Regions from separate parts of the Homo sapiens genome. Here all the other regions are linked to region 1. Evidence: chromatin contacts called from ENCODE Hi-C or POLR2A ChIA-PET data. All regions are on one chromosome and are shown on one strand. The core of a region is the stretch at or near the end of the contact, and the rest is flanking DNA. Distances in the headings are between cores, read along the strand shown.

Region 1 (3,496 bases), core at 868-3,367:
TCAATAAACTGTGTTTGTGAGTACACGTGCCCATTTTTTATACCACCGCCACACCCAACCAAGATATTCTCTTTCCTTGGAGGTATTTCCTTTGCATGTTTCAATCCATAGAGAAGAAATGGAGGCACAACGTTTAAAGGATTGGCGTATGGCTGAGAAAGCATCTGAGGCTGTGACTGGCCCTTATCCCCTTGGTCTGTCACCCCCAAGGGCCCAGGATCTGACCTGACCACAGGCCCCCAGAGTCTCTCATTTGTTTTGCATCTCTAACACCTCACCGCGACTCAGTGGTTCTCTGGCTGTTCTCTGGGACTCCCCAGATCTTTAGTGTCATGGAGCCACAGTTCTGAGGTTCGGAGAGGTCACTTGTGGGAGAGTTCATGAAGCATGACTTGTAACCCCCACAGCATGATTCACAGTCCCAGGACAGCTGGGAACAGGAGGTCCCGGCTGGAGCAGGAAAACACTTTTTAGTTTTTTTCAGTTGTCACTGCAGAAGCACATGATGTCCTAAAGCTCAGCTGTGCTGCTTTGCGTGTGTCTAGATGGCTGCTGTGCGGCCTGCATAAACCAAAGAGCATGTCATGCTCAACCACAGACAAACATCTGTTCCACTCCCATGTCTTCATTTTACAGATAGGGAAGACAAGGGCCAGAGAGGGGAAATGCCTCCATTAGGGTAATTCAGAGGGTCTCCTAACCCCCAGAGTACCTGTTCTTCCCGCTCCCACCTCCACCTAATTCAGGCATCCCCAATCCTTCCAAACTATGTGGCCACTGCAGTAGCAGCACGCATCATAGCAGATGTTCAAGGAATCTCTGATACTTGTGTGATTGCGCAGCCTTCACCACCACACCCTGGAGCTTTGAGGACCTTAGTATTCACCACAGATGAACCGGAGACTCCTCAGCCCCCAGGTGCAGCAGGATTCCAGCTGGTCCAGAAGAAACAAGTGCAGCTGCATAAGTAAGAGCCCAGCCTGGCCCTCAATCAGAATAACAGCCCCTGAGGTTTGTTTCAATTTGTGGGGGGGGCGGGGGGGGTTACACCTTTCATCCTTTCACTCAGTACATATGTATGGAGCACCTACTGTTAGCCAGGCCCTGCTCCAAGAGCTGAGAATGCCTCAGAGATGACGATAGACAGGCAGTCCCTACCCTCAAGAAACTGGCATGGGGGAGACTAGGGAGCAAAACAACCAGCAACTGGAACAACTACGTCCTCAGGAAAGGGACAGCTAACCAGCAGGAGGGAGCTTGAAGGAAGCCTTCTCTCCAAGATACTTTGCTCATGTCCTTTCTCCTTTGCTTTCTGCACGCAGAAAATGTTTTCCCAATTTCACTGATGGAAAAACAAGGATGGTGAAGCAGTTAGTGACAGAACCAGGGCTGGAACCCGCCACTCCTGACTCCAAACTCCTGGCGCCTTCTACACGGGGCCTCGAGAAAAGCGGGACAGGTAAGTGCAAAGACCCAAACCCAGCGCAGCGCCCAAGCAGGTGCTCAGGCCCGGGCGCTGAACCCTGACGCTGGGCCTGGAGAGCCAGGAGGTGGCAGTCTGCCCGAGGAGGAGGCTTCCCGAGAAGGCAAGGGCAGCGGACCCGGAGAGAAGCCAGTCTCCGAGTGGGGCTGGGGTTCGCCCACCCAAGCTCCGCCTCCCCCAGGCCCAAAATTCTGTGCACTAGGAGGCTCGAACTTAAGAGCTGACAGCAGGAGAAAAAGGAGGGGGTGAGGGCAAGAAATACAAAAGTGATGAAAAGGGAGAAATGGGGAGGAGAGACCGGACATAAAGAAGAACGTTGGGAGCCCGGGGAAAGGGGCCGCACTAGAGGTAGGTCGCGAATCCGAAGAGCTCCGCTCTGCCAGAGCCCCACAAACAATCCCCCGGTGGCCCCACTCACCCCAGATGGCGGCGAGTCTGCGGAAAGTTCCTGGGTCAGGGATGGCTCGGTGCTTCTCAGGGTCCCCAGGACTGCACGGGATCTGGCAGCTGGAAGCGACCCCCAGGCCTGGAACCTCAGCCCTAGGCAGCTCCTGGAACGTGCCCCGGCTCCTCCGAGCCCCGGGAGGCGGGAGAGCGCAGGAGCGGCCAGGACGCGCTGCTGGCTCTGGAATGCGCGGCTGCTGGGGACCGCCCCCGGAACGCCCGGTCCCGGGGCCCCGGCAACTCCAGCTCAGCTCCTCCTCCAGCGTCCCCTGCGGGCTGCGTTCGGGGAGAAAGGAACCTGCGAGAGAAGGGAGAGACCAGGGCGTCTCGGGCTCCCCTTCCACGTTGCCACACACTCGCCGCGTAGCCGTGGACATGTCGCTTGGCTTCTGAGGGTCTCCCCTCTCTGGATTGTAAACCGAGAGGGTTGGCCTAAAATGTGTCCTCCACGACCTTTCCAGCTATAGAGTAGACATGGGAAAGAAAGCCTAGCAAGTAGGTTTGGACAGAGGAGCCGGGACTCAGATCCTGCTTTGCGATGTCCGAAGTGTAGGGTCCTTCGGAGGCTTTGCCACTCTGTTTCATTCTCTGTAAAGTGGGAAAGGTAACACCTGTCTCCCAGTCCTGTTGTGAGGATTGGTTTAGAGGACCAGTGTGAAGCTGGTTGGTTCTCTGCCATAACATGACTTGGAGCATCCTGTTTATTTTGTGATAACAATGAAATAGCCCAATCCAAGGTGATCAAGAGCCCATTAGAATCCAGCATCTGAGAGGCTTCCCACGCCACTGTGGGTGGCCCAGCTTCCACGCAGGACAATGCCAATTCTGTAATCTTCTGCCCCCTCTATGTCATCCATGGAGTGAGGGGGGACTCCCGTCCCATGTTGGCACCCACACTTTTTAATTCACAGTGGTTTTCTTTAATCTTACTCTTCTGAAAAAAAGGAGCACAAGCCTTGACTATCAGTGAGACCTTGAGCAGTCTTGGAGCCCAGTAGTGTTTTGGAGGGTTTGGAAAGAGCCATACTGCCTTCCCCAGGCCTAAATTTGATATGGTGTGGGCCCCGAACTTAGAACTTACTCCATGCTGTTTCCTCTGATTCAGGGATGAGGTCAGCAGAAATGACCTCTAAATCATCATTATCACACGCCAGTTTCTTAAGGGAAGGACAGTGAGGATGAAGGGGATTCACATGAGAAATGATTTGAGAAAAACCCTAAGGGCTGTCACCCAACAACATGTTTTATTCAAAAGAGATAGTGTGGGAACCTAAAAACAAGGACAACCCAATTCTGAATAGTTTAATACAAAGCTCTCATTTAATAGTAAAAAAAGATTGAAGGAGGACAATCTTTTTTTTTTTTTTTTTTTTTTTTGAGACGGAGTCTCGCTCTGTCGCCCAGGCTGGAGTGCAGTGGCATGATCTCGGCTCACTGCAACAGGAGGACAATCTTAATATGACATTTTCCCTGGTTAGTGAAGGGGATGAGAGTTCCTTTGGGTGGACAACTGGTAACTCCATGTGCCCTGCTGTGAACATTGGCTTCCCTCTGGGACAAGGCAGAAGC
Region 2 (3,493 bases), core at 708-3,207, 900 kb before region 1:
TCAGCCGCTTCCCTTCCCTCCCATCTCATCATCTGGGGGAAAAGTGCTCTTGGACTGGTGGTGTAGCACCGGGTGCTGGGCAGGACCCAGATTTTGTGTTTGTGTTTACAGTTTTCTTCCAAAACTTTTAAGGTGTATTCCAAGATTTTGCGTTCTGTTCTTAACAGTCTCTCTGCATTTCTCCCCCACTCCCACTTGTCTGAGCGTAATTCCTATTAGGCTCACCCCAACTCCATGAGTGAGAACGCTTGCCTATTTGGAGAGGGCCTGAATTGTTGCATGACTTTGGACAAGTGCTTCCTCCCTCTCAACCTCAGATTCCCCATTAGGACAGTGGGACTAAGAACCCTTCCATGCCTGTCTGCCTACTTCCCAGCATTGTCAGAAGGCTCTAGGAGACAGTGTTATGTGACAGTGCTTTAGAAACTATGAAGCAGCACTATAAGACTTAGAGTTATTTTTCTCTTCTGGCTGCAACAGCAGGGATGGGGGTGGCAGGGAGGGTGAGTGTGCAGCTGGAAAAGGAATTCAGGAAGATGAGGAGGCAGGACAGACAGAAGAGCCGCCCAGCGAAACCTTCCCCTGGTCACAGAGGGGAGCGCGGTTACTCTGCTCATATGAAGGACGCAGACTCAGGGAAATGTCTGTCTTCCTGTCTTTCTAATCTGAAGCTTACTACATTTCCAGTCCTAGCTGGGCTATTTCTTCAATAACATGACTTCCCTGTCATTATAGCTCAGACAGGGTAACTTTTTGTTTTGTTTTGTTTTAGCTGCTATTTCACTTTGATCCTTCAACCTCAAACTATCTCAGACAAGTCCTTCCTTGATGTTTTCTTTTCTGTTCCATTTGTCCCAAGCCACATGCAGGAGTTATTTATCTTGCGTCTTCCAAAAGGGGAAGCAAGAAGGGAGATTTTTCCACTTAAGCCTGGGGAACAAGTGAACAACTGTGTGAGGGGAGGAACATTCCACAAGCTGCCTCAAAAGGGAAGACTAGACTCCTCTGGAAGTTGGGGTTATTGTGAAGCAATACCAAACCCCCAGGTCCTTTACATTTCTGTTAGTTTTACTTCATTCACTCTGTGCAATAGGGGGTGAGGTTTTGTGTCTCTTTAAGCCCAAGAAAGGACCATTATGAAGTGGGCTCTTCCTCTGCCTGTTTCTGCTTCCCAAATGCTATAGTACAAGTGAAGACATATGATCCCAGAGGAGACCATATGTGTCAAGACCAGAATGTGCTTGGGGTGTCTTAAGAGCATTTTAAGGACCGAGGCTGCCACTTCAAAGTTCACCTAGTCTACCCATTTCAATTGATAGATGGGGGAACCAAGGTCTAGAGAGACCAAAAGACTTGATACTACTGTGGTAGAACAAGACCCCCTGGCATTTAATTTCAAGCTGAGTATTTTTCTCCATGATGCCGGGTTACCTCCCACCACCATTTGGTCAGTTGAGAAGTCTTGGAAGAAATAAGGGATGATGAGCCTGACAGGGAGGTTTTGGGAGAAGAAAGAGGGAAGACATGGCCACTGTTGCTCCTGATGGAAGGTTATTTGTGGGTAGAGAGAGCAGGTTTGTTCTTTGTGGCTGCAGGGGAGATGGGGTAGACAGATCAGAAAGTTTGAGGGAGGCACATTTAGATCAGTAAAAGAAAGAACTTTCTAAAGTCACTTGAGAATGAAAAGCCATTTAGTTAGTGCAAGAAATGAAATGTCTCCACCACAGAGCCTCTGTTAGGAATAGCATTTTAGTTTTGAATCCTCAGAGGAGATACTGCTCCAAAATCCCTTATAGTCATGAGAGTATTAGAGTCTAGAGCTTGGCATTTAGAGAATGAGGCCTTAACAGTTACCAGAACAGAGGTATTTTCTAGATCTCAGCTAACATCCCCTCTGCAACACATGGAAGCATCTGGATGGTTTCCGTACAGGACCTAAAGAAGTGCTGTCTCTTCTGGGTAGAATGGAGAAAAATGTGGCCACCCTCAAGTTTCCATGGGTTACATTCCAAGACTATTGTTCTTTGTTTTAGAATGTGGATCTCATTGTCCCAAACTGGCAAGAAGTTCCTGCCTATTAACTTCTCCCATTGCAGAGGGAGTAGGAAGGAGGGGGAGGAGGCGACAGAGGAGGAAGAGGAGAGATTGGGTTTAGGGAAAAAAATAATTTTAGAATATCAGGGATTGAAGGGACCTTGAAGATGATCTGGTTTGGCATTGCCCAAACTTAACTAGTTAGCCCATCACCTTAGTTGAATCACTTTGCAAAAACTTTAATAAATGTATTACAAAAGCAGATTTTATATCACTACCATAAATGGAAAAAACTCTGTGTACCTTTGTCATAAATAGAAGGAAACTGTAAAAACAAACACATAAAAAAAACAAAACAACTTGATTCAGTTCCAGCTGGATATAACTTCCTGTGGAAGCTCTGAGCTGGAGGCTTATTCTCTTTTTGTTAAAAAAGGAGATAGATGAGTATAAAGGAGGTGTTTAAGACATCTTGGCACCAAACTGAGACTTTCTTCTCATATAAGCAGAATTGAAAGAATATTAAATGGAACCAACCTCCTCATGTTTTTCACTATCATTTAACTTGTACCATCTAACATTATCTTGCACATATCAGGAATTCAGAAGGAAATCTCCATAAGGAAGTCTCACCCTCACTGAACTCTCAATCTCTCCTCCCCATAGGGTTCCCAGCACCATGAGGGCCTGGATCTTCTTTCTCCTTTGCCTGGCCGGGAGGGCCTTGGCAGCCCCTGTAAGTACCTAAATATCATGTCTTCTTGTTTTCATTCCTACCGCTAGCACCAGGGGTTCTGAGCCTGCCAGCCCTGGATGCTGAAAGGGAACAGGGACTTCCCCATTTCAAGTTAGTGGTCTTTTTTTTTTCTTAAGTTAGGAAGCTCGGGATAAAAACTGGGATGAGGACCATTGGGTGGAGGTATCAGAGAAGAGAGAGTTCCATGTAATGTTAGATAAACTTCTTAGTAGTCAGAGCCTCCCAGCAATGAACTAGGATTGCTTTAGAAGGAAATGACCTCTTTGTCATATGAGGAATTCAAGCAGGCAGGAGACAGGATGTGGGGGATTTCTGGTAGGGGTGGTATTAGAAGAGATTCAAGCTATAGAGAGAGGAATGTGTTGGCTTCTGAAACAGTGAGGGTTGTTTGGTTGTAAGCAACAGTTCAATCTGACTAAATTGGGGAAGGAGGGGAAGATACAGAGGTAGATTATAATATTAAAGGCCTTGGGGAGGACTGGAAAAGGGCAGCTCTAGGCTTTGGGAGTTAAGAACTAATGGACAGTCTCTGAGATATTGCTGTCTGAATGAATCAACTCCAGCAATTTTCACATCTTGAGAGAATGTGCCAAGAAGGTTTTTATAAATTCAAAAAATGAGAGCCAATCTGGCTGAGCTTGGGTCCTGAGCCAGCTTCTTGGCCAGGTGAGAGTGGGGCCCCTTGATTGACAGACAGTTCCT
Region 3 (3,964 bases), core at 109-2,608, 920 kb before region 1:
ATACAGCTACTGCATTGAAAGAATGCTGGAAAAAGGCTGCTGGGTAATATACAAAACCGGTTAACGCCCTGCAAGGCATTTGCACTGTCACCTCTGGGGTTCTTTTTTTTTGTTTTGTTTCTAATGGACAGAAACCTGCAAGTTAACATGTAACTTCAAAGTCAGAGCCCTCATCAATAGTAGGTAGCACAACCCCTAGAGAAGATGATCCCTGGATGGACTTGTCAGACCATGTTCCAGTCTAACACTGAGAGGACATGCAGTCACCCTTTTGCTTTGTTGCTAAGTTTCAGGTAAGTTTTCTTTGCATTTGTTTCTGTGTCTGTCTCATCTCTCTGTCTCTCTGTCTCCCACCTCTGTCTCTCTCTCTTTTTTTTTTTTTTTTTTTTGAGACGGAGTCTTACTCTGTCGCCAGACTGGAGTGCAGTGGCGGGATCTCCACTCACTGCGACCTCCACCTCCTGGGTTCAAGTGATTCTCCTGCCTCAGCCTCCCGAGTAGCTGGGGCTACAGGCATGCGCCACCACGCCCAGCTAGATTTTTTTTTTTTTGTATTTTTAGTAGAGATGGGATTTCACCATGTTGGCCAGGATAGTCTCGGTCTCTTGACCTCGTGATCTGCCCACCTCGGCCTCCCAAAGTGCGTGAGCCACTGTGCCCGGCCATTCTTTTCTTTTCTTTCTTTTTTTTTTTTTTTGAGATGGAGTCTCTCTCTTTCACCCAGGCTGGAGTACAGTGGCATGGTCTGGGATCACTGAAACCTCCGGCCCTCAGGTTAAAGCGATTCTCATGCCTTAGCCTCCCGAGTAGCTGGGATTACAGGCGCGTGCCACCACATCCAGCTAAGTTTTATATTTTTAGTAGAGATGGGGTTTCGACATGTTGGCGTGGCTTGTCTCAAACTCCTGACCTCAGATGATCCACCCGCCTTGGCCTCCCCATGTGCTAGGATTACAGGCATGAGCCACCATGCCTGGCCTCTGTCTCTCTCTTAATCATGGCAGACTCTCAGTGTCTGTCTCTCCCTTCCACTGTCTGACTCTGTCTGTCTTCCTTTGTCTCCTTTCTCTGTCTTGATTTAACAAACTTATTTTAATCACTTTCCCTTAGGGGTTGATCATGAGCCAGGACCTGCACCAGGAGCTACAGGGAGAGGACAGAGCTGAATCCAACATGCCCTTGACACTCTTTGTTTCTTTGCAGAATTGAAAGGAAATCAAATGGAAGTTCTGAGTGCTGGGAGAAGAGGAGCTGAGGGTGTGGGGACGTGGCAGGGAAAGGGAGGGCCAGCAAGCTGCAGTGGGCTGGAGTGAGCTCCCAGCTTCGGCTGGCTGGGCGGAGATGATTTCACACCACAAAAATGTCTGAATCAGGAGAATAACCTAACTTGGGATGGGGCTGGGAAGCGAGCCGTTCAGTGGGAGACGGGGGAGCTGGAGAGCTCAGCATTGGGCCAGATGGGGTGGCTGGCTATGATTTGTCCTGACCCTTGGGTCTCCCTAATGATCTTAGGAAAGAAACAATTCTTCTCCCATGCTGCAAGTGAAAGGGCAGAGTCCAGCCTCTAGAGAGATAGCAAGATAGACTTAGGGCTGCAACCCTGAAGAATCATGAAGTCTCTGCCAGCAAACTCAGGGATTTGAGTAAGGAATTCAGGGGAGGGAGAGAAGCAGGAGACAGAAAGAGGAGGAAAACACTGAATTTAATGGTCAAAAGGCCTTTAAGTTACATGGCCTCGTGAGTTTCAAGCATTTTATTAGCTGCAGAATCCTCGTTTACAATTAACATAGCAAAACAACAGCTGCCTCTAAGGGGTTCTCAGGAGGATCTGAACCCCATCATCTTGGTTCTCATCACCCACTGCCTGGAAACTATAACTTAACCCAATAGCCTCATTTTACAAATGAGCAAAATGGCTGGGCACAGTGGCTCACGTCTGTAATCCCAGCACTTTGGGAGGCTGGGGCAGGTGGATCACTTGAAGTCAGGAGTTCGAGACCAGTCTGGCCAACATGGTGAAACCCTGTCTCTACTAAAAATACAAAAATTAACTGGGCGTGGTGGCGGGTGCCTTTAATCCCAGCTACCCGGGAAGCTGAGACAGGAGAATTGCTTGAATCCAGGAGGCAGAGGTTGCAGTGAGCCGAGATCACACCATTGCACTCCAGCCTGGGCAACCAAGTGAGACTCCATCTCAAAAAAAAAAAAAAAAAAAAAAAATGAGCAAAGTAAGGCCCAGAACGAGAAAAGGATTTGCCCATATCATTTAATGATTGGGTGAGGAGCCCAGGTCTCTCGAATCCTTGTCCGGTGCTCATTTTGTTTATCTATCTATCTATCTATCTATCTATCTATCTATTTATTTTTGAGACAGGGTCTCGCTCTGTTGCCCAGGCTGCAGTACAGTGGCATGATCTCAGCTCACTGCAACCTCCACCTCCTGGATTCAAGTGATTCTCATGCCTCAGCCTCTTGAGTAGCTGGGATTAGAGGCATGCACCACCACATCTGGCTAATTTTATATTTTTAGTAGAGAAGGGGTTTCACCATGTTGGCCAGGCTGGTCTTGAACTCCTGACCTTAGGTGATCCCTCTGCCTTGGCCTCCCAAAGTACTGGGATTACAGGCATGAGCCACCGCACCTGGCAGTTTTTTTTTTCTTTCAAATAGGGTTTCACTTTGTTGCCCAGGCTAGAGTGCAGTGGCAGGATCACACCTCACTGCAGCCTTGACCTCCTTGGGCTCAAGTGATCCTGCCACCTCACCCTCCTGACTAGCTGGGATCTCAGGCCCATGCCACACCAGGCTAATTTTTGTATTTTTTGTAGAGCCAGGCCTCCCTGTGTTGCCCAGGCTGGTCTTGAACTCCTGGGCTCAAGTGATCTGCCTGCCTTGGCCTCGCAAAGTGCTCGGATTACAGGCGTGAGCCACAGCACCTGGCCTCTGGTTTTTCCTTTCGGGGAGATGCTGGGCTAATAGATGGAGTCTCTTCCTCCAGCTTCGGGGTGGACATAGGGACTGCCAGCTGCCTGCCTGCCCAGAGTGACCAAACTGAAAGCTTCCAGCAAGCAGGCTCGAGTCTTCCGTGGCTTCTGCTTGGATCTTGGAACTCTCCCCCTTCCCACAGAGCCCTGGAGAGCTTGCGATGCTCTGGGTCTTTGGATAGATCACCCCCTCTCTCCAGGGTTCATTTTTCTTCACCTGGAGAGCCAGTGGGCTGAAAATAAATGAGTGCATTCCAAACTTTTTTTTTTTAATTAACGAAACCGCCTTTGGAAATGAAATCTTACAAGACTATACTTTCAGGGATTATTTGTATAGTTCGTTACTAGAGAAGTTTCTCTGAAACGTAAATTAAAATTTTATTAAAAATTAAAAAATAAAAACAAAGTACAAATAAAAATAAAAAAGAAATGAAATTTTAGACAAAAGCCCAATATTTCAAACAGACAAAGGCAGTTCTGTCGTGGTTGAAGCAAGGACGGACGAGGGGTCTGAAGATCCGCCTCCTTGGCCTTCTTTCTGTCCTCTTAAGACTGCTGCATGAAACTCCCAGAGCTCCACAGAATGCAGTTGGAAACTGACATGGGAAATCTCGAAGAATCATGACAAGAAGCTCCTGTCTGAGGAAAGGTACAGGAGCCAGGAGTGGGAGAGATGACATGAAGCCGCAGTGCTGGATCAGCCTCAGATGACAGTGAGGGCTGCCTTGTCTCAGGCAGTGGAGAAGAAGAGACGGGTGGGGGAAGGGGATGGGGCTGAGCTGCTTAGTCCAGATCGCCCTTCCTCGTCAGCCATCTGCCCCAGCCCAGAGACCCCAGAGGACGGAGCGTTCAGGCTACCTCTCAGGCTGACTGAGTCATGCAGCATAGGCTGCCACGTCTCTGGGCTGGCGGGGCCGTCATTATTCCTGGCCTCACTGCAGCTAAATTGAAGAAACGTTTGGTTTGTGGGCCACGTCAAG

What was found. A loop is a pair of places that touch in the nucleus more often than their neighbours do. ChIA-PET counts read pairs that join two places held with the same protein, here RNA polymerase II (POLR2A). Pooled maps may share reads with other maps.
Region 2: a map of ascending aorta shows a loop between it and region 1 (4-fold over the local background). The contact joins the promoter of CLMAT3 here to the promoter of SMIM3 in region 1. A Hi-C loop is called at or near these places in 1 of 168 maps with a recorded cell type or tissue (ascending aorta), 1 of 37 single-sample maps with no recorded cell type and 7 of 50 pooled maps. POLR2A ChIA-PET finds 5 or more read pairs at or near these places in 1 of 52 experiments (BJ).
Region 3: a map with no recorded cell type shows a loop between it and region 1 (5-fold over the local background). The contact joins the enhancer-like site here to the promoter of SMIM3 in region 1. A Hi-C loop is called at or near these places in 2 of 37 single-sample maps with no recorded cell type and 1 of 50 pooled maps. POLR2A ChIA-PET finds 5 or more read pairs at or near these places in 1 of 52 experiments (BJ).

The regions. Positions count from the first base shown.
Region 1 is chr5:150,777,378-150,780,873 of GRCh38, reverse strand. It overlaps SMIM3 (small integral membrane protein 3), which reads right to left and starts at 2,117. Exons shown (of 2, transcript NM_032947.5): 1 at 1,902-2,117. LOC124901110 reads left to right here and starts at 473. Exons shown (of 2, transcript XM_047417995.1): 1 at 473-967; 2 at 1,323-3,496. The coding sequence starts at 1,753. The coding sequence ends at 2,394. RefSeq lists an enhancer at 734-1,595 and a silencer at 2,033-2,222.
Region 2 is chr5:151,675,409-151,678,901 of GRCh38, reverse strand. CLMAT3 (colorectal liver metastasis associated transcript 3) reads right to left here and starts at 1,957. Exons shown (of 5, transcript NR_109873.1): 1 at 1,855-1,957. It overlaps SPARC (secreted protein acidic and cysteine rich), which reads left to right. Exons shown (of 10, transcript NM_003118.4): 2 at 2,701-2,770. The coding sequence starts at 2,714.
Region 3 is chr5:151,696,710-151,700,673 of GRCh38, reverse strand. No RefSeq gene overlaps it. Among named protein-coding and RNA genes, the nearest start is that of SPARC, 12 kb to the right of the region's middle. RefSeq lists an enhancer at 394-1,215. Within about 2 kb of position 1,358, at least 24 of the 41 ENCODE cell types and tissues checked have a DNase peak (open chromatin) inside an H3K27ac peak, as active enhancers do.